Regions from separate parts of the Homo sapiens genome. Here region 2 is linked to region 1. The links are chromatin loops, found by intact Hi-C in ENCODE. Cell type or tissue: gastrocnemius medialis. All regions are shown on one strand. Each heading gives the region's core, and the rest is flanking DNA. Links, peaks and the distances in the headings are about the cores only.

What was found. Peaks named below come from ENCODE experiments on the same cell type or tissue, not always from the same donor. Only the 100,000 strongest peaks of a DNase experiment are listed, where the experiment ranks them.
Region 2: it touches region 1 in a loop (2.1-fold over the local background); 4 of 110 quality-filtered maps call a loop at or near these places.

The regions. Positions count from the first base shown.
Region 1 is chr9:35,058,226-35,064,791 of GRCh38, forward strand. VCP (valosin containing protein) reads right to left here. Exons shown (of 17, transcript NM_007126.5): 6 at 5,929-6,060; 7 at 4,753-4,855; 8 at 3,992-4,125; 9 at 3,778-3,913; 10 at 3,352-3,464; 11 at 2,790-2,954; 12 at 2,576-2,698; 13 at 2,088-2,300; 14 at 1,268-1,576; 15 at 839-994. Among named protein-coding and RNA genes, the nearest start is that of VCP, 11 kb to the right of the region's middle. In gastrocnemius medialis, for the core only: no CTCF peak of the experiment used is centred there; a DNase peak (open chromatin) is centred at 2,578; H3K27ac peaks cover 1,083 bases.
Region 2 is chr9:35,007,097-35,019,914 of GRCh38, forward strand. It overlaps LOC105376025 (a long non-coding RNA gene), which reads right to left. Exons shown (of 4, transcript XR_929579.3): 3 at 7,669-7,842; 4 at 4,402-6,553. It also overlaps the pseudogene SYF2P2. Among named protein-coding and RNA genes, the nearest start is that of DNAJB5, 24 kb to the left of the region's middle. In gastrocnemius medialis, for the core only: no CTCF peak of the experiment used is centred there; no DNase peak of the experiment used is centred there; H3K27ac peaks cover 828 bases.

The sequences.
Region 1 (6,566 bases), core at 516-5,515:
GGAGAGAGAAGGGATGTCACAGACCCTTCAAAAGGGAAAGAAAGCCATTTATTTGCTCATTAAGTCCCATGTTTGGAACTTAATGAATTAATTAAGGGTAACACAAGACATAGTGGAAAACAAGTGAGATGACAGAGATCTTACCTTTATGGAACTTACAAACACATGAATTTGCCTTTTCATTTTGGGAGGTCTGTGGACCCTATCCCTTCCCCAACCATCAGGGATAAGTATATGAGTCTCATCTCAGCTCAAAACCTTGCTCTGTGGTTCACGCCTGTAATCCCAGCACTTTGGGAGGCCGAGGTGGGCACATCACAAGGTCAGGAGATCGAGACCATCCTGGCTAACGTGGTGAAACCACGTTTCTACTAAAAAAAAAATACAAAAAACTAGCCGGACATGGTGGCATGTGCCTGTAGTCCCAGCTACTCGGGAGGCTGAGGCAGGAGAATCGCTTGAACCTGGGAGGCAGAAGTTGCAGTGAGCCAAGATCGTGCCACTGCACTCCAGTCTGGGCAACAGAGTGAGACTTCGTCTCAAAAAAAAAACAAAAAACAAAAAACAAAAAAAACCTTGCTGTGTTTGCTGCACTCTCATACTTTGATTTCCCTCATGGAGCTTGGTTCAGACTGAGAATGGAGCCTGACCATCTCTTCTCGGCCTTATTCCAAATTGAATGGATTCACCTCAGCATTCTTTATCTTTGATGCCCTATTAAAATTCTTCTCAGTTAGATGATCTTTCCAACAGCTTCTACTCTCAACTCCAGGGCATGGTGGTGGCTGCTGCCTGGCTCTCCATGATTGGCACATCTGGGGAAAGGATGCAGACTCACCATGGCTGATGGGTTTGTCTGCCTCTCTCGTTCTCGCCTAATCTCACTCTCGATGGATTCACGGATGGCCAGCTTGCAAGCACGCTGGCAAATCTCTGTCAGGTCAGCTCCAGAGAAGCCATTAGTCATTTTAGCCAGGAACTCCAAGTCCACATCCTAAAAGCAGCAGCAGAGGTACCTTAGCATTTAGCCTCTCCTCTCGAGATACGCAGATCTTTGGGCTACCCGAGCACTCCCAACTACAGTTTGCCCCTTCTTTGGCCACCCCATTTTATTCCTGATTCTAGATTATCTTGATATCCTCAAAAATTCTACCTTCCCTTTAGACCAACCCTAACCCCAGTGGAATCTTGTCCAGAAACTAAAGAGCACTCCGTACCAGCCTGAGGACTCATGCAAGTCTCCCACAGCCCATGATCTTGCACCTGCCTTGGCAACTGGGGACTTGCGCAGGTTAGCCTTGAGGATGGCAACACGGGACTTCTCATCAGGAAGTGGGATGTAGATGAGCTGATCAAGACGGCCAGGTCTGAGGATGGCAGGATCAATGATGTCAGGCCGGTTGGTAGCGCCAATGATGAACACATTTTTTTTTGTGGACATGCCATCCATTTCTGTCAGGATCTGGTTGATGACTCGGTCAGCAGCCCCACCACCATCTCCAATGTTACCTCCACGAGCCTTGGCAATCGAATCCAGCTCATCAAAGAATAGCACACAGGGGGCAGCTTGGCGGGCCTGTAGGAGGAATGGATTGATTCAAGCACTAACAAAACTAGATGTCTCTAGGCAAACGTGGTGGCTCACACCTGTATTCCCAGCACTTTGGGAGGCCAAGGTGGGAGGATCACTTGAGGCCAGAAATCCGAAACCAGCATGGGCAACATACTGAGACTTTGTCTCTACAAAAAATAAAAAATTAGCCAGATGTGGTGACGCATGCCTATAGTCCCAGCTACTCAGGAGGCTGAAGTAGGAGAATTGCTTAAGCCCAGGTTTCAAGGTTACAGTGAGCCATGACTGTACCACTGCCCTCCAACCTGGGCAACAGAGCCAGACCCTGTCTCAAGAGAGAGAGAGAGAAAAAAAAAATAACACTAGGTCTCTCAGACCTCAGAAAGAAAATCAAGTGACTTACTGTGCAGTTGAGCAGCCAGCACTAAGAATATTTCAACCCTCTTAAAGAAAAACAGCCTCTATTCCTTGCCCTCAGGCAAATCAATACATAGTTCAGCCTATTGTAGCTCACCTTGTCAAAGATTTCTCTGACATTGGCCTCAGACTCCCCAAACCACATGGTGAGCAGCTCAGGACCCTTGATGGAGATGAAGTTGGCCTGGCATTCATTAGCAATGGCTTTGGCCAACAAAGTTTTCCCACAGCCAGGAGGTCCATAGAACAGAACTCCCTTGGAAGGTGTCATGCCAAACTTCAGGAATTTGTCTGGGTGCTCCACAGGATACTAGGAGGAAAAGGAAAGAGGGTTCAAGGCTACCTCCACATTTTGAAAGAAACCTAACTAAACAGAAGCATCCCCTCCATTATTTCATGGTGTACCCAATGGTATCAGATCCAGGTTCTCTAGAAGAAGACTCCTTAGTGCCTCAAACCTAAGAACAGTAGGTTCCTAAGTCGTGCTCTCACAACTCTTGCAGCAAATGTGTTGACACCCTGAGATCACCCAGATCAATTACAATGTACTGAGACAGTGACTCACCCTGGACCAAGTTGCCCTACCTGGACCAGCTCCTGTAGCTCACGTTTGACATCCTCTAGGCCCCCGATGTCTTCCCAGGTTACCTGTGGCACCTCTACCACGGTTTCCCGCAGTGCTGATGGGTTACTCTGGCTCAAGGCCCACTAGAAAAGGAGGGAAAACTGGGGATGAGACTTATCAAGGGAGGGGTCAAAGCACGTATGTGTGTACCTGAGGCACGGGTGTGGTCCTTACCCGGAAGTCATCCATAGTAACTGCTAGAGAGTTCATGACCTCGGCATCAATGGTCTCATCCTCTAGGTCAATGAGATCCATCTTCTTGCGGATGGCTTGCAGAGCAGCCTCTGAGCACAGGGCTGCTAAGTCAGCACCCACATGCCCGTGAGTCTCATTGGCTACCTGCAGAGAAAGATCTACTTACTATGCTGCCTCAAAGACCCAGCTGCTGCAGGAGGCTCAGAGACAATAGAATCCTTCCCCTGACTGCTATCCCTGGGTCCTCTCATTTCCTTGAATATATACTATCAATACCTTTATGGGCTGGGTTTTAAGTACTTAATTCTGGACTTGGGACCTAGAAATAAGGCTGCTCCAACAATTCTGATTTACTCTAAATGCAGCGTCAACTATGAAAAATGCCAACTCCCATTTCCTGGATTCAATCTCAGATTACTTCCTTTCCCCTGTCCAGAAATCAAAACCCATCTCCTCACATCTTAACCTTATGTCTCTAGCCAGTTCCCAGCAACTGCCTAGAGACACTGTAACGCCTGGTCAGCCATCATCATCACTTCACCTGTTCCAGGTCCACATCATCTGCCAGCTTCATGTTCTTGGTATGGATCTGAAGAATCTCTAAGCGTCCTGTAGCATCAGGAATTCCAATATCTACCTCCCTGTCAAAGCGACCTGTGGGACAGTACACAAACATAAACAGGGCTCATCTCTAGTCCAGAGGTAAGAGACAGGCCTAGGGTGACCAACCATCTCAGCCAGCACAGGATTGTCCTAATGCCAGCACTAAAAAAGTCTCAAGCTCTGGGAAACCTTTCAGTCTCAGGAAAACCAGGGTGGTTGGTCACTCTAGACAGGACGTAGGGTAAAGGAAAAAGACCCCTGGACCCAATCACTGTGAAGGGCTTCAAGAGGATTAGGTGACTTAGATGAAGGAGAGAAGTAGGACCTAAGCAAGGACGGGGTCAAAAGTATCTGGAGTCCTTACCAAATCGCCGTAGAGCTGGGTCAATGCTGTTGGGTCTGTTGGTTGCTGCCATAACAATCACATGTGCCCTCTGCTTTAGGCCATCCATGAGGGTCAACAACTGTGATACAATGCGCCGCTCCACCTCGCCATGAGTCTGCCAGAACAGGATGTCTGGTCAGAAGTGAAGTCAGGGCCTTTCAACCCCCCTCTATCCCCTCAGGTAAGCTCCTACTTTCTCTCTTTTGGGAGCGATGGCATCTAGCTCATCAATGAAGATGATGGCAGGAGCATTCTTCTCAGCCTCCTCAAAGGCTTTACGAAGGTTGCTCTCAGACTCACCAGCCAATTTGCTCATGATCTCAGGACCTGAAAGGATACAGAATGGAGACAATAACAAAATGATAGTCTTTCCCAATTCCTCCCAAAAATCAGTTATCTTGCTTGTTTGGCCCAGAGACAGGTCCTGGGTGAGAAGGTGGTAACCTCTGCCTACTTCTCACATCCTCTACCAGCCATTATCCCAGGACAGCCACCAGGCAAGGCTGGAGAGAAGCCCAGGGACTCACTATACTCTTCTCACAGTTGAACTGTAAAGGTGACAGCAAATGCTCTAGGACCTCTGGCTAGAGCAAGAGAGATGGCACACCAGATGGCACACCACTAAACAGCATTCTCCAAGAGCCAGTGATCAAAGTTCATTTGCCCCAAACCCTCTCAAATCACTAACCATTCACCCTTTGATTTCTCATTCTAGCTTGCTCCCGCTCTGCAGTCTGTCCACAATCTTTCTCAAAGGGGGCAGGACAGGGAGCACCAATGTAAAATATCTTCCCTTTATTGCTCTTCTGTCTGTAACATACCCCAGCATAAGAAATATGCTATAAACATGAAGGAGGGCATGGGTGCAAAAAGGATGTGTTCATAAGTGCTCCAGCTCATAAGCCCAGTTCAAAATTGGGTCTAGCTAGACATAAGATGAACCAAATATCTCACCATTGATCAAGAAGAAGAAGGCTCCAGTCTCATTTGCTACAGCTCGAGCAATCAGGGTCTTTCCTGTTCCAGGAGGTCCGTAAAGCAGGATTCCTCTAGGAGGCTGTGGACCAATGCAGAGTGTGATTAGGTTCCCACCTTCTCCCAAACCCTAAAATGGCTTGACTAGCGCTCCAGAGAGGGTGAGAATCAGGCTTCAACCCTGACAATATTAAGAATAAGCCCTCCGCAGTAAATGCTAAGAAGACAATTACTTTAGGCCACACTCATTTCTATTACTAGCAGGGAAAATACTGCTAGAAAGTGGGCAACATTTATGATTGCAACTTGCATAGGAGACTAAGGGCAGAGAAACTGTAGTCCAAATGCGTTTGAAGATACATGACTAGGGAAAGGCAAGAGGCCATTACACTAAGGGCTCAATTTTAGACAGACCAAGGGCCAAAGACTAGCTAAGCCATTTAAGAGAGCAGGGTCTATTTTCTTCATTGCCAGAGGATCACTCACTCCAGTAATCATGCCCTCCAGAATTTATCACACTGGAATGCTGTTCCTTACAATCATCATTTTTCTTCTTCAACACTACCCTTTCTATGGCCTCATCCACAAGCAGAACATGTAAACTGTCCACATAGAAAATGAAATTATTTGTGTGCCACCCACTAGGAAAATGAGTAACTTCATCTTCAGTGTGTTCCATGGAAACACTTTCCCACTAGGAAAAGATTGAGAAGCTACACTCTAGACCAATAGTTCTCAAATGTTTTAGACTCAGAACCCTTTAACACTCTGAAAATTTCCTTAACTTCCTTACTTCTACTGGGTGACATTGCTCTAGACAGGCTGGCAAACTATGGTGAGATTTGTTTTTACAGGGTCCATTGATACAAGAATGGCTTTTATATTCTAAGAGTTGTAAAGAAAAACCCATATATATATGTGTGTGTGTTTTGTGCGCACACGCACACAACAGACAATTTGATTAGCCTACTCTGGTTTTAGACCATCAGCTCTAATGAATTTAGAGCCTTAGGTAAACTAAAGGATACGTTATTGCCCCTCTAATCCAAGGCAATAATGAAAGCCATGCATGAAAACAGTCCCAGGATTAGACATTGGGACAGGATTAGACATTGGCACCACTTTAGACTTGATTCCAGAGCCCAGGATGCTCACCTTCACACCAATTGCCTTAAAGAGGGCAGGATGTCTCAGGGGCAGTTCCACCATCTCCTTTATCTGAGCTAGCTGCTTCCTGCAGCCACCAATGTCATCATACCCTACTTCATTCAAGGACTCTTCCTCATCCTGAATATGGAGGAGATAAAGAAAGGAGAAGGCAAGAATATTATATCAGCAAAAGCTGAGTTTCTCTAAATCATTCCACTACCTAGTGTGCAAAAACCTACCGTATAAGAAGATTCTCAACCCGGCATGGTGGCTCACATCTGTAATCCCAGCACTTTGGGAGGCAGAGGTGGGAGGAATGCTTGAGTCCAGGAGTTCCTGGGCAATACAGCAAGACTCCATCTCATTAAAAATTAAATTAAATTTAAAAAAGATTCTCCTCTAAAGGGATCCGGCCTCAAAGAACAACTACAAAAATCCCAAGGCAAAGATTTCTAGCACAGTCCTTGCCTCTCACATTACTCGTAGTCTTACTGAGAAGGGGTCTCTAAAATCTGAAGCTGGAAACCCTGGGAATGGGCAGAGGCCTGAAGCCACCATCAGCTTTACTTCAAAAATGATTTCAATCACTTATATATTTTGGGTTCAGTCTAGTTTTTTGAAATTCCTGGCATTAGGTAAATCCA
Region 2 (12,818 bases), core at 3,506-8,505, 48 kb before region 1:
AAACCTAGCTGACCCATAGATTCTAAATCCTTTCCCCACTCCTCTTTCCATTCCTTGAAGACAGCTTTAGAGACTGCCCCCACCCTAGCTCTCCCTGACTCATCTCAACCCTTTTCATTACCCACAGCTGAAGTGCAGGGCTGTGCAGTCAGAATTCTTACATAAGGACCAGGATCACGTCCTGTAGCCTTTTTGTCCAAACAACTTCACCTTCCTGTTTTAGGCTGGCCATCCTGTCTCCGTGCAGTGGCTGCTGCCGCCCTAATACTTTAGAGGCCCTTAATATAACAAACTATGCTCAACTCACTCTCTACAGTTCTCATAACTTCCAAAATCTATTTTCTTCTTCACACCTGACACATATATTTTCTGCTCCCCGGCTCCTTCAGCTGTACTCACTCTTTGTTAAGTCTCCCACAATTACCACTGTTCCTGGCCCAGACTTCAATCCGGCCTCCCACATTATTCCTGATACCACACCTGTCCCCTATGACTGTATCTCTCTGATCCACCTGACATTCACCCCATTTCCCCATATTTCCTTCTTTCCTGTTCCTCACCCTGATCACACTTGGTTTATTGATGGCAGTTCCACCAGGCCTAATGGCCACACACCAGCAAAGGCAGGCTATGCTATAGTACAAGCCACTAGCCCACTTCTTAGAACCTCTCATTTCCTTTCCATCATGGCAATCTATCCTCAAGGAAATAACTTCTCAGTGTTCTATCTGCTATTCTACTACTCCTCAAGGATTATTCAGGCCCCCTCCCTTCCCTACACATCAAGCTCGGAGATTTGCCCCTACCCAGGACTGGCAAATTGGCTTTACTCAACATGCCCCGAGTCAGAAAACAAAAATACCTCTTAGTCTAAGTAGACACTTTCACTGGATAAGTAAAGGCCTTTCCTACAAGGTCTGAGAAGGCCACTGCTGTCATTTCTTCCCTTCTGTCAGACATAATTCCTCGGTTTGGCCTTCCCACCTCTATACAGTCCAATAGCAGACTGGCCTTTATTAGTCAAATCAGCCAAGCATTTTTTCAGGCTCTTAGTATTCAGTGAAACCTTTATATCCCTTACAGTCCTCAGTCTTCAGGAAAGGTAGAACGGACTAATGGTCTTTTAAAACCTCACCAAACTCAGCCACCAACTTAAAAAGGACTGGACAATACTTTTACCACTCTCCGTTCTCAGAATTCAGGCCTGTCCTCAGAATACTACAGGGTACAGCCCATTTGAGCTCTTGTATAGATGCTCCTTTTTATTAAGCCCCAGTCTCATTCCAGACACAAGACCAACTTGGACTGTGCCCCAAAAAACTTGTCATCCCTACTATCTTCTGTCTAGTCATACTCCTATTCACTGTTCTCAACTACTCATACATGCCCTGCTCTTGTTTACACTGCCAGTTTACACTGTTTCTCCAAGCCATCACAGCTGATATTGGTGCTATCCCCAAACTGCCACTCTTAACTCTTAAAGTAAATGAATAATCTTTGCTGGCAGGACTATGCTGAATCTCCTTAGGCACTCTCTAATTAGATGTCCTAAGTCCTCCCAATTCTTAGACCTTTAATACCTGTTTTTCTCCTTCTCTTATTCCGTTTAGTTTTTCAATTCATACAAAACCATATCCAGGCCATCACCAATAATTCTAAATGTTTCTTCTAACAATCCCACGATATCACCCCTTACCACAAAATCTTCAGCTTAATCTCTCCCAGTCTAGGTTCCCATGCCGCCCCTAATCCCGCTCGAAGCAGCCCTGAGAAACATCGCCCATTATCTCTCCATACCACCCCCAAAAATTTTTGCCATCCCAACACTTTACCACTATTTCGTTTTATTTTTCTTATTGATATAAGAAGACAGGAATGTCAGGCCTCTGAGCCCAAGCTAAGCCATCATATCCCCTGTGACCTGCATGTACACATCCAGATGGCCAGTTCCTGCCTTAACTGATGACATTATCTTGTGAAATTCCTTCTCCTGGCTCTTCCTGGCTCAAAAGCTCCCCTACTGACCACCTTGTGACCCCCACTCCTGCCCACCAGAGAACAACCCCCCTTTGACTGTAATTTTCCTTTACCTACCCAAATCTTATAAAACGGCCCCATCCCTATCTCCCTTGGCTGACTCTCTTTTCGGACTCAGCCTGCCTGCACCCAGGTGAAATAAACAACCTTGTTGCTCACACAAAGCCTGTTTGGTGGTCTCTTCACATGGACGCGCATGAAAATACTGTTCTAAATGTCCAGTTTTCAACAACTATAAGACATGCAAAGCAAAAAAGAGAATGGCCTATATACACACGTGAAGGGAAAAAAGCAATCAACAAAAAGTGACTCAGGAAGCCCAAACATTTGATTTACTAAAAAAACTATAAGTCAGCCTTGAAAAAAAAATTATAGAGGCAAGGTCTCACTATGTTGTCCAGGTTGTTCTCAAACTCCTGGCTTCAACAATCCCCCCACCTCAGGCTCCCAAAGTGCTAGGATTACAGGTGTGAGCCACTATGCCTAGCTAAATCTACTATTTAAAATATGTTAAAAAAAAAAAAAAACAAAACGAAGAAAAACTTTGTCTAGGCCAAGCAGTGGCTCACTCTGTAATCCTGGTGCTTTGGGAGGCTGAGGCAGGTGAATTGCTTGAGGCCAGGATTTCGAGACCAGCCTGGGTGACATGGGAAGACCCCATCTCTACAAATACAATGAAATAATTAGCAGGGAATGGTGGTACCTGCCTGTGGTCCCAGCTACACAGGAGTCTAAGATGGGAAGATGGCTTGAGCCCAGGAGATTGAGGCTGCAATGAGCCATGAGCCACTATGCTCCAGCCTGGATGACAAAGTAAGAACCTGTTGCCAACAAAAAAAAGACTAAAAACCTTAAGAGAAGTGTGGAAATAATGGCTCACTCAATAGAACTTATCAATAAGGAGGTAGAAATTATTTTTTAATAACCAAATAGAAACCCTGGGGTTGAAAAGTATAATAACTGAAATGAAAAATTTGATAGGAGCTCAAGAGCAGAGTTGAGAAGGCAGAATGAAAATCAGTGAACTTGAAGGTTCACTGATTATCCAATTTGAGAAACTGAGATTATCCAATTTGAGAAACAGAAAGAAAAAAGAATGATGAAAAATGAACAAAACCTATAAAACCTGTAGAACACCCTCAAGTATAAGAACATAAAAATAAATAACAATAGCCTGAGAAAGAGAAGAGAAAGGCATAAATATTTGAAGAAATAATGTTTGAAAACTTCCCAAATTAGATTAATCTACACATCCAAAAAGCTCAATGAGCTCCAAGCAGGATAAACAACAAGAGATCCACACCTAAACACAACATAATCAAACTGTCAAAGACAAAGAGAAAAATATCATCTTGAAAGAGGCAAGAGAAAAATGACTTTTCACATACAAGGGATCCTCAATAAGATTAACAGCTGATTTGTCATCAGGAGCCATCGAGAAGGCAGGGGATGGGCATACTAAGAGTACAAGAGAAAAAAGTCTATGCCCAGCAAAACTGTGTATCAAAATGGGGAGTTGGGGGGTACAGTATGGAGAAAAGCACTGCCATAGGACAGCTGAGACTATGGCTGAGAAGGTGTCAGTGGACAGCATGGAGAAGGAGGCTTTTGCAGCAGCTGAGGAGCTGGCCACTCAGAAGCATGAACCAAGACTGCACAAATTCTGGGAGCTGCACCTGAAAGAGACTGAAGCTTGGAAATTAAATCGCCAAGAAGTTGTGGAGGACGATAAAAGACTTAAAACTACCTGCAAACTGGGAAGTTAATAAGGCTCATTTCAAATGGGAATTGCAGGAAGAAGGAGAAAAAAAAAAGAATGTTCACAAAAAGACTATGAGAAAAGATACAGAAAGATGGGAGAGGAAAAGGAAAAACTCCAATCTGGGATTTTTACATTATGCCACTTCCCAGTTACACCAGTATCATTTGTTGACCAAGCAGATCAAACCTGACATAGAAATATATTAAAAACTAAGAGAAAAATATGGAGAGGAGTTCTATACAACATCTAACAGCCTTCTTCATGGAACATATTTGCCTTCCACAGAGAAAACTGATAGGACAGAAAAGCAAATTGAAAACTGAGATGAATATAGCTGGAGACACCCTTAGGATGATGATGCAGATATCAACTACTAAACATTTAAAGAATTAACAACAATCCTTCTTAAACTCTTCCAAAAAAATGAAGCAGAGAAAAACTTTCTAACTAATTCTATGAGGTTAGCATTACCCTGATACCAAAGGCAGATAAAGACATCATTAGAAAAGAAAATTACAGACCAATATCCTTTATAAATATAGATGATAAAATCCTCAATAAAATATTAGCAGGTTGAACTCAACAGCAAATTAAAATGATCATTCACCATAACCAAGTGGAATTTATTCCAAGAATGCAGGGGTGATTACACATAAGAAAATCAATCCATGTAACACATCATATTAACAGAATGAAGGGGAAAAACCAAATGATCATTTCAGTTGACACAGAAAAAGTATTTAACAAAATCTAACCTTTTAATGATAAAAATTAAGAAAACTAGGAATAAAGAGACCATTTCCCAACACGATATAAAGCATTTATGAGAAAGCCACAGCTAGCAGGATATCAATGATGAAATACTGAAAGTTTTCCCCCTAAGATCAGGAACAAGAAAAGGATGCCCTGCTATTCAATATTGTAATGGAAGTTCTAACCAGAGCTATTCAACAAGAACAAGTAATGGAAGGCATCAGCTGAGAATGGTGGCTTATGCCTGTCATCCCAGCACTTTGAGAGGCCAAGGTGGGAGGATTACTTGAAGCCAGGAGTTCAAAACCAGCCAGGGCAAACTTTTCCTGAGGGAAAGTTTGGAACTTCTTAGAGATTGATTAAGTGGTTGTGATCAAAATGTTCATACAAATATAGACAGTAAAGGCCAAGCTGACATCTCAGATACAAATTAAGAATTTATTAGGAACTGGACCAAACCTTGTTAGTATAAACAAAGAACTGGCTGCATTGTCTCCATGCTCTAGGACTCTGTAGAAGGTCAAACTTAAGAGTAAAGACCTAGGACATCTGGTGGAAGAAATTTCTAAGCAGCAAAGCCTTCAAGAAGTGGCGTGGCTGCTTTTACCTGCTTACAATCAGTTCCAGCAGGAAAAGAATCACCTATGAACCCAAAATATCTGAGACAGGTCTCAAACAATTTAGAAAGTTTAATTTGCCAAGGTTAAGGACACGCCCATGACACAGCCTCAAGAGGTCCTGATGACATGTGCCCAAGGTGGTTGGGATACAGCTTGGTTTTATACATTTTAGGGGGACATGAGACATAATATGTGTAAGATGTGCATTGGCTCAGTCAGGAAAGGTGGGACAACTCAAAAGTGGGATGGGGGTGAGGGTGGGCTTCCAGGTTATAGGTAGATAAAAGACAAAAGGTTGCATTCTTTTGAGTCCTTGATCAGCCTTTCACTGAATACACAATTTAGTCTGAGCCAGGCATGGTAGCTCACACCTGTAATCCCAGCACTTTGGGAGGCTGAGGCGGGTGGATCACTCGAGGTCTCTCAGGACCTCTCACTCTCAGGAGTTTGAGACCAGCCTTGGCCAACATAGAGAAACCCCTATACTAAAAATACAAAAATTAGCCGGGCATGAGGGCATGTGCCTATAGTCCCAGTTATATGGGAGGCTGAGGCAGGAGAATAACTTGAACCTGGAAGGCAAGGGTTGCAGTGAGCTGAGATTGCACCACTGCACTCCAGCCTGGGTGACAGGGTGAGACTCTGACTCAAAAAAAAAAAAAAAAAAAAGAAAAAGAAAAAAAAAGTTTAGTCTGTCTCAGTGTATCTGCATTTTTACATAAACAATAGGGCACAGGAAGCAATCGGATATGCAATTGTCTCAGGTGAGCAGAGGGATGACTTCCTGTCCCACATCTGTGAAAATAAGCTATCAGTTTACATTGCCAGGGTGAAATTCAACAGAACTGTTTCAGGGTAAAGATCTTGAGGCCCACAAGAAATTTCCTTGTGGGCAAATTGTGAGGGAGATTTTTTTTTTATCTTTGTAGCTGTCTTATTTAGGAATAAAATGGGAGGTAGGTTCGCCTGACATAGTTTCCAGCTTGACTTTTCCCTTGGCTTAGTGATTTTGGAATCCGAGATTTATTTTCCTTTCACATTTTTTCTGTTTCTTTTTAAAATCTTTCAGAAAGAGCATTTTAGAAGAAAATGAGTCTCCAGTCTCAGGTTTTTCTGATCACTTATAGCTAGGATGATCTATTCTAGACAGGTAGGTCTCACATTATTAGAAAAGCTCATTTTTAGCAGGTTGTAAAGTATCATGTTCTACAAACAGAAAATAGGGACAGAAAGAAAGAAAACAACAAACAAATGAAAAGATAGAGCCATTTTTCTCTGAAGTTCATACATCAGTAGGCTGGCATATAGGTTGCTGTTATTTTCTTCTGAAGTTTAAGTTGTGTAGCTTCAGTTCACAGGGTTTTAAGAAAGCACAGCATAACTTTTAGTGATTTCAAATCACAAAAAATGGAAAAAAAGGAAGGAAAGAAGAAAAAAATTGAAAATATTATTTTGAATACCTGTACCCCCCCAAAATTTTTAAATTCAGTCCAAACTAGAAAATAATAAAAATTGAAAAATATTAGGCAAGACTAGAATCTAATAACAGGTACACTATAGTTCACTTTGAAAAATAATTTTTCTCTCTCCAGTCCCCATTTTCACTAAATACAAATCATAGGACAAATTTATGCATAAAATAAGTGTTAGTCTTATTATACTTGGCCTGTGTATTTGCATGAAGTCAGCAAGAATAATTATGTGCTGGCTGGGCGCAGTGGCTCACACCTGTAATCCCAGCACTTTGGGAGGCCGAAACAGGTGGCTCACTTGAGGCCAGAAGTTCAAGACCAGCCTGGGCAACAGGGAGAAAACCCATCTCCACTAAAAATACAAAAACTAGCCAGGCATGGTGGCACATGCCTGTAGTCCAGATATTCAGGAGGCTGAGGCATGAGAATCACTTGAATCTCAGAGGCAGAAGTTGCAGTGAGCCCAGATCGTGCCACTGTACTCCAGCCTGGGCAACAGAGCAAGATTCTGTCTCAAAAAAGAAAAAATTATTTGCCATATAGGCTCTTTAAAAAAAAAAAAACTGGCTTTGCTGGAACTTTATTCCATAAGAAATTTCAGATTGGACTTGAGCCTAGCCTGTACCTGCAGATACCTGTATTAATTGGGTGAATTCCCAAGATAATTTGAGTCTCCTGGGCCTATCAGAAAGTGACTTTTTTTTTTTTTTTGAGACAAAGTCTCACTCTGTCACCCAGGCTGGAGTGCAATGGTGCAATATCGGCTCACTGCAACCTCTGCCACCTAGGTTCAAGTGATTCTCGTGCCTCAGCCTCCCAAATAGCTGGAATTACATGCACATGCCACCATGCCCAACTCATTTTTTTATTTTTAGTAGAGATGGGGTTTTGCTCTGTTGGCCTGTTGGCCAACTGGTCTCAAACTTCTGACCTTAAGTGATCCACCCACCTTGGCCTCCCAAAGTGCTGGGATTACAGGTATGAGGCACCACAGCTGGCCCAGAAAGTGACATGCTTTACTTACCACACGTCAGGAAACTGTACAGGAACTGTGTGGAAAGGCATGAGGCCAGCTTTCCCAAGGGGCTTTTATGACTCTGTAAGTCAACTTTGATTCCTTAAAGCAGTTGATTTATATCTGAAAGTAAGCCATTCCAATCAAAGCCTTGGTAAAATAACCAGTGTCTTCAATTGTATCCTGTTACAAAAGAAAACAGATTCTTATTGAACTTATGCAAATAACTAGACTGCTATAAATTAAGTATACTTGCTAATAGTTTTCAAATTCTGGAGAATTCAGGTAGAGGAATATGCTTCAGATTTTGCTCACGGGAATTTAGTTTACCCAATTGTTAAAAGCTGTAAATAGCTCAAAGAAAAAGGGTTTTCTGGACTCAGAAACAAAAGAATTACCAATGTTTCAAACAAAGTCATAAAAAGATTATTTCAGTTTTCCATTAGTTTAGTCCATGTAATTAACTCCGGTTCTGCTCAATGTTTATGAACACATTAACTGTCTACAGGAGTCTTAGATGTTTCTCCTCTATTCTAGTGTCACAATCTCCCAAGTTATCAGAAACCTGCATTCAAAAGCACCTGTCAGAGTCATATAGCTATTTATAAAATCACCTTTTGAAAAGGATAAAAGTAGGCTGGGCACAGTGGCTCATGTCTGTAATCCCAGCACTTTGGAAAGCTGAGGTGGGTGGATCACTTGAGGTCAGGAGTTTGAGATTAGCCTGGCCAACATGGCAAAACCCTATCTTTACTAAAAATACAAAAATTAGCTGGGCATGGTGGCATGCACCTGTAATCCCAGCTACTTGGGAGGCTGAGGTGGAAGAATCACTTGAATTCGGGAGGCAGAGATTGCATTGAGCCAAGATTGCACCACTGCACTCCAGCCTGGGTGACAGAGTATGACTCTTTCTCAGAAAAAAAAAAGGATAAAAGTAAAACAACTGTGGATGACAAAACTCTTAGAACAGTCATAGTTAGACAGGACTGACAAGGAAATTTAGTTACTTCTGTGGCATACAACAATTTTACATGATAAGCATAATTACTACTGACAACATATACTAAGACTCATCCGAGGCCAGGCATGGTGGCTCATGCGTGTAATCCCAGCACTTTGGGAGGCCGAGGTGGGTGGATCACGAGGTCAGGAGTTCGAGACCAGCCTGACCAACATGGTGAAACCCCATCTCTACTAAAAACACAAAAATTAGCCAGGCGTGGTGGCACGTGCCTGTAATCCCAGCTACTTGGGAGGCTGGGGCAGAAGAATCGCTTGAATCCAGGAGGCCGAGGTTGCAGTGAGCTGAGATCGTGCCACTGCACTCCAGCCTGGGCAACAGGACGAGACTCCATCTTAAAAAAAAAAAAAAAAGACTAGTCCCAATCACAGGAATCTGAAAAATGGTAAATACCATTTCATATTTGATAAAACTTCCTATATGATTTTATATCAAGCCAAATATGTCTTTTTTGCACTTCAGGAGACCTAATATCAAAAAAAATTAAGGGAAGCAAAGTCAGAATTTGATTTTGGAAAGTTTGTCAAATATAACACTTGATATCACAAAATAGGATCATGGTAAAATATTATAAAATAATTCTTTTTTTAGCCAAAATGATAACTCAAAGATTTCAAAAAGGAAAAATCTTTTATTCTTTGAGAAAAGAGACTTACTTTCCTAAACAATAAGCCCTAATAAAGACAGCATAAGAACAACTAAATCTCTCAAAATTTTATAAACAGGCTGGGCATGGTGGCTCATGCCTGTAATCCCAGCACTTTGGGACGCCAAGGCAGGTGGATCACTTGAGGTCAGGAGTTCGAGACCAGCCTGGCCAACATGGTGAAACCCTGTCTCCACTAAAAATACAAAAATTACCCAGGTGTGGTGGCATGTGCCTGTAGTCCCAGCTACTTGGGAGGCTGAGGCAGGAGAATTGCTTGAACCCAGGAGGCAGAGGTTGCAGTGAGTTGAGATTGTGCCACCGCACTCCAACCTGGGCAACAGAGCAAGACTCTGTCTCAAAAAAAAAATTATAAGCAAAATCTACTAAATTTTAGTCATTTGACCGTAAGATATAATTTCCATAAACCTTTCTATAACCTGTATAACCTTTTTTTAAGGAGTGTGCTAATGCTCTAAGAAAATGCTCAAAAACCAGCCATATGCTGGTTTTGCATCAGTGTGCCTTTGACATTAATGGTTAGGTTTATAGAGAACCAAACTAATTTAATCTCTCAACATCAGCCCTTACAATCTCATGCACCCAGCTCTTCCACAATAGTCCCTGAGCCTTGGGAAGTCGAATACGTTTAATTTCTGGCCCTGTGTCTCATGAAAGCAGTTTATTTTGATTGGCATCTTCTACCAGGTCTGAAGATGAGGCTTTAACTGCTGTCAGTATTTAAGATTGAGCAGGACTTAGTGTCCTTTTTAGACTCAAGAGTCAAACCCTGTAATTGAATGGCACAAAAACTTGAAAAGCACATACAGAAAGTTACACGGATGCAATAACTTTAATTTAGAATGTTTTTTCAGTTTTTTCTAAGCAAACCAAAACTTAATAGTAATGATATAGGAATTATTTCAATAAAACATAAAATCTGTTTGTTAGGCCAGTTACCAAAAGGCAAAAGCAAAGACCTTCTGCAGTGTAATTTCTGTTCCCTATGGGGAATCCATTTAGATAATCTGCAAGTCAAAACTAATGAAAATAGTACTTGAATTAGACATAGGAAGAATGTTTCCTGGGTCACAAGTAAAAATTTTCAGATTCATAGAACAATTTAAAGCCAAGAGCACAGGACACTATGTTAGAAGAAAACATTTCCTTTAGACCTTTAAGATAAAACATTTTTAGCATCAGGCCACAACAAATAATTAGAACCTGAGGGGAGAAAAACTTACAGGAGCTGAAAATGAGTTGAAGGAGAGTTATTATTTCAGGCCTTTTAAAAGGGGAGAGAAAGCTGAAAACAGCAAAATGCAATAAAAGTTGAACTTTGGGCTAAAAAAAAAATTAAAATCTCTTGTAATTTTATTAAGAGTAAATCAATACCTTAAGAAAATTTTGCTGTTCTAACCAATTCTTTAGTGTTTGTTTTTTTTAGATCAAAACCCAATCTCTAGAAAAAGTATTATAAATAGTTTCCCTTTAATTACAGACAACTTGATACAAATCATTTACAACATGCTTGGACTTCCTGTTTTATCCTAAACATCCCTCTTTCTTAAATAACCAGTCATTTTATTTCAGGACAAAATTTTACCACACGAGATTCTTTCTTACATAAAATTATTTTCCTTTTAACCTTTCTTGCCAAAAACAACTCTTTATATTTGTAACTTTCTTTACATTGCTCATATTTACTGACTACCTTTATCTTGTTTCATAAATAACTTTTAAATAACCTTGGAATTAGACAAAAATTATTTTCCTTTAAATAAGAACACATTTCTTTTTTTAGAAAAATGTTTTCCTATAACTTTTTAAAAGGAAATGACCCAGACATTTAATGAATATCTATTATTTAACTTCATATAACTTTAGATTTTAAATTATATGATAAGATCATTTATAAGCATTTATTCCATTACATTTACCTAATTAATTTTTAAAAATAGTTTACCCAGATTACTTATGAAAACTGTGATAGCTATCATTTAAAGTTATTTCCCTGATGGCCAGCCCAGTGGCTCATGCCTGTAATCCCAGCACTTTGGGAGGCTGAGGCAAGAGGATCGCTTGAGGCCAGGAGTTTGAGACCAGCCTGGCCAACATGGCAAAACACCACCTCTACTAAAAACACAAAAATGAGCTAGGCCATAGTGGTGCATGCCTGTAATCCCAGCTACTTGGGAGGCTGAGGCACAAGAATCACTTGAACCTGGGAGGCAGAGGTTGCAGGTTGCAGTGAGCCGTGATCATGCCACTACACTCCAGCAGGGGTGCCAGAGCAAGACTTTATCACAAACAAAGAAACAAACAAAAAGCAACAAAAATAAACTTATTTTCTTGTTAACTATTTGTTTTTGTTTTTGATTTCCTTCGACTTTTAAGTTCTGAGGCACATGTGCAGGATGTGCAGGTTTATTATATATGTAAACGTGTGCCATGGTGGTTTGCTTCACAGATCAACCCATCGCCTTGGTATTAAGTCCAGCATCCATTAGCTATTCTTCCTGATGCTCTCCCTCCCACTGAGAAGCCCCAGTGTGTGTTGTTCCTCTCATGTGTCCATGTGTTTTCATTGTTCAGCTCCCACTTATAAGTGAGAACACGCAGTGTTTGGTTTTCTGTTCCTGCGTTAGTTTGCTGAGGATAACAGCTTCCAGCTCCACCCATGTCCCTGCAAAGGACATGATCTCATTCCTTCTTATGGCTGCATAGTATTCCATGGTGTGTATGTACCATGTTTTCTTTATCCAGTCTATCATTTATGGGCATTTGTGTTGATTCCATGTCTTTGGTATTGCAAGTAGTGCTGCAATGAACATACACATGCACGTTTTCTTTATAACAGAATGATTTATATTCCTTTGGGTATTTACCCAGTAATGGGATTGCTGGGTCAAATGGTATTCCTGCCTCTAGATCTTTGAGGAATTGCCACACTGTCTTCCACAATTTACACTCCCACCAACAGTGTAAAAGTGTTCCTTTTTCTCTGCAACCTTGACAGCATCTGTTGTTTCTGGACTTTTTAGTAATCGCCATTCTGACTGGCATGAGATGGTATATCACTGTGGGTTTTCTGGGGGTTTTGTTTGTTTTGAGGCAGAGTCTCGCTTTGTTGCCCAGGCTGGAGTGCAGTGACACGATCTTGACTCACAGAAACCTACACCTACTGGGTTCAAGCAATTCTCCTGCCTCAGCCTCCTGAGTAGCTGGGATTTCAGGCATGTGCTACCATGCCCAGCTAATTTTTGTATTTTTGGTAGAGACAAGGTTTCACCATGTTGGCCAGGCTGGTCCCGAATTTCTGACCTCCAGTGATCCATCCACATTGGCCCCCAAGGTACTGGGATTACAGGCACGAGACACTGCTCCTGGCCTCATTGTGGTTTTGATTTGCATTTCTCTAATGATCAGTGATGTTGACCTTTTTTTCATACGGTTAACCATTTTTATAATCTGTAAATTTCAGATTTT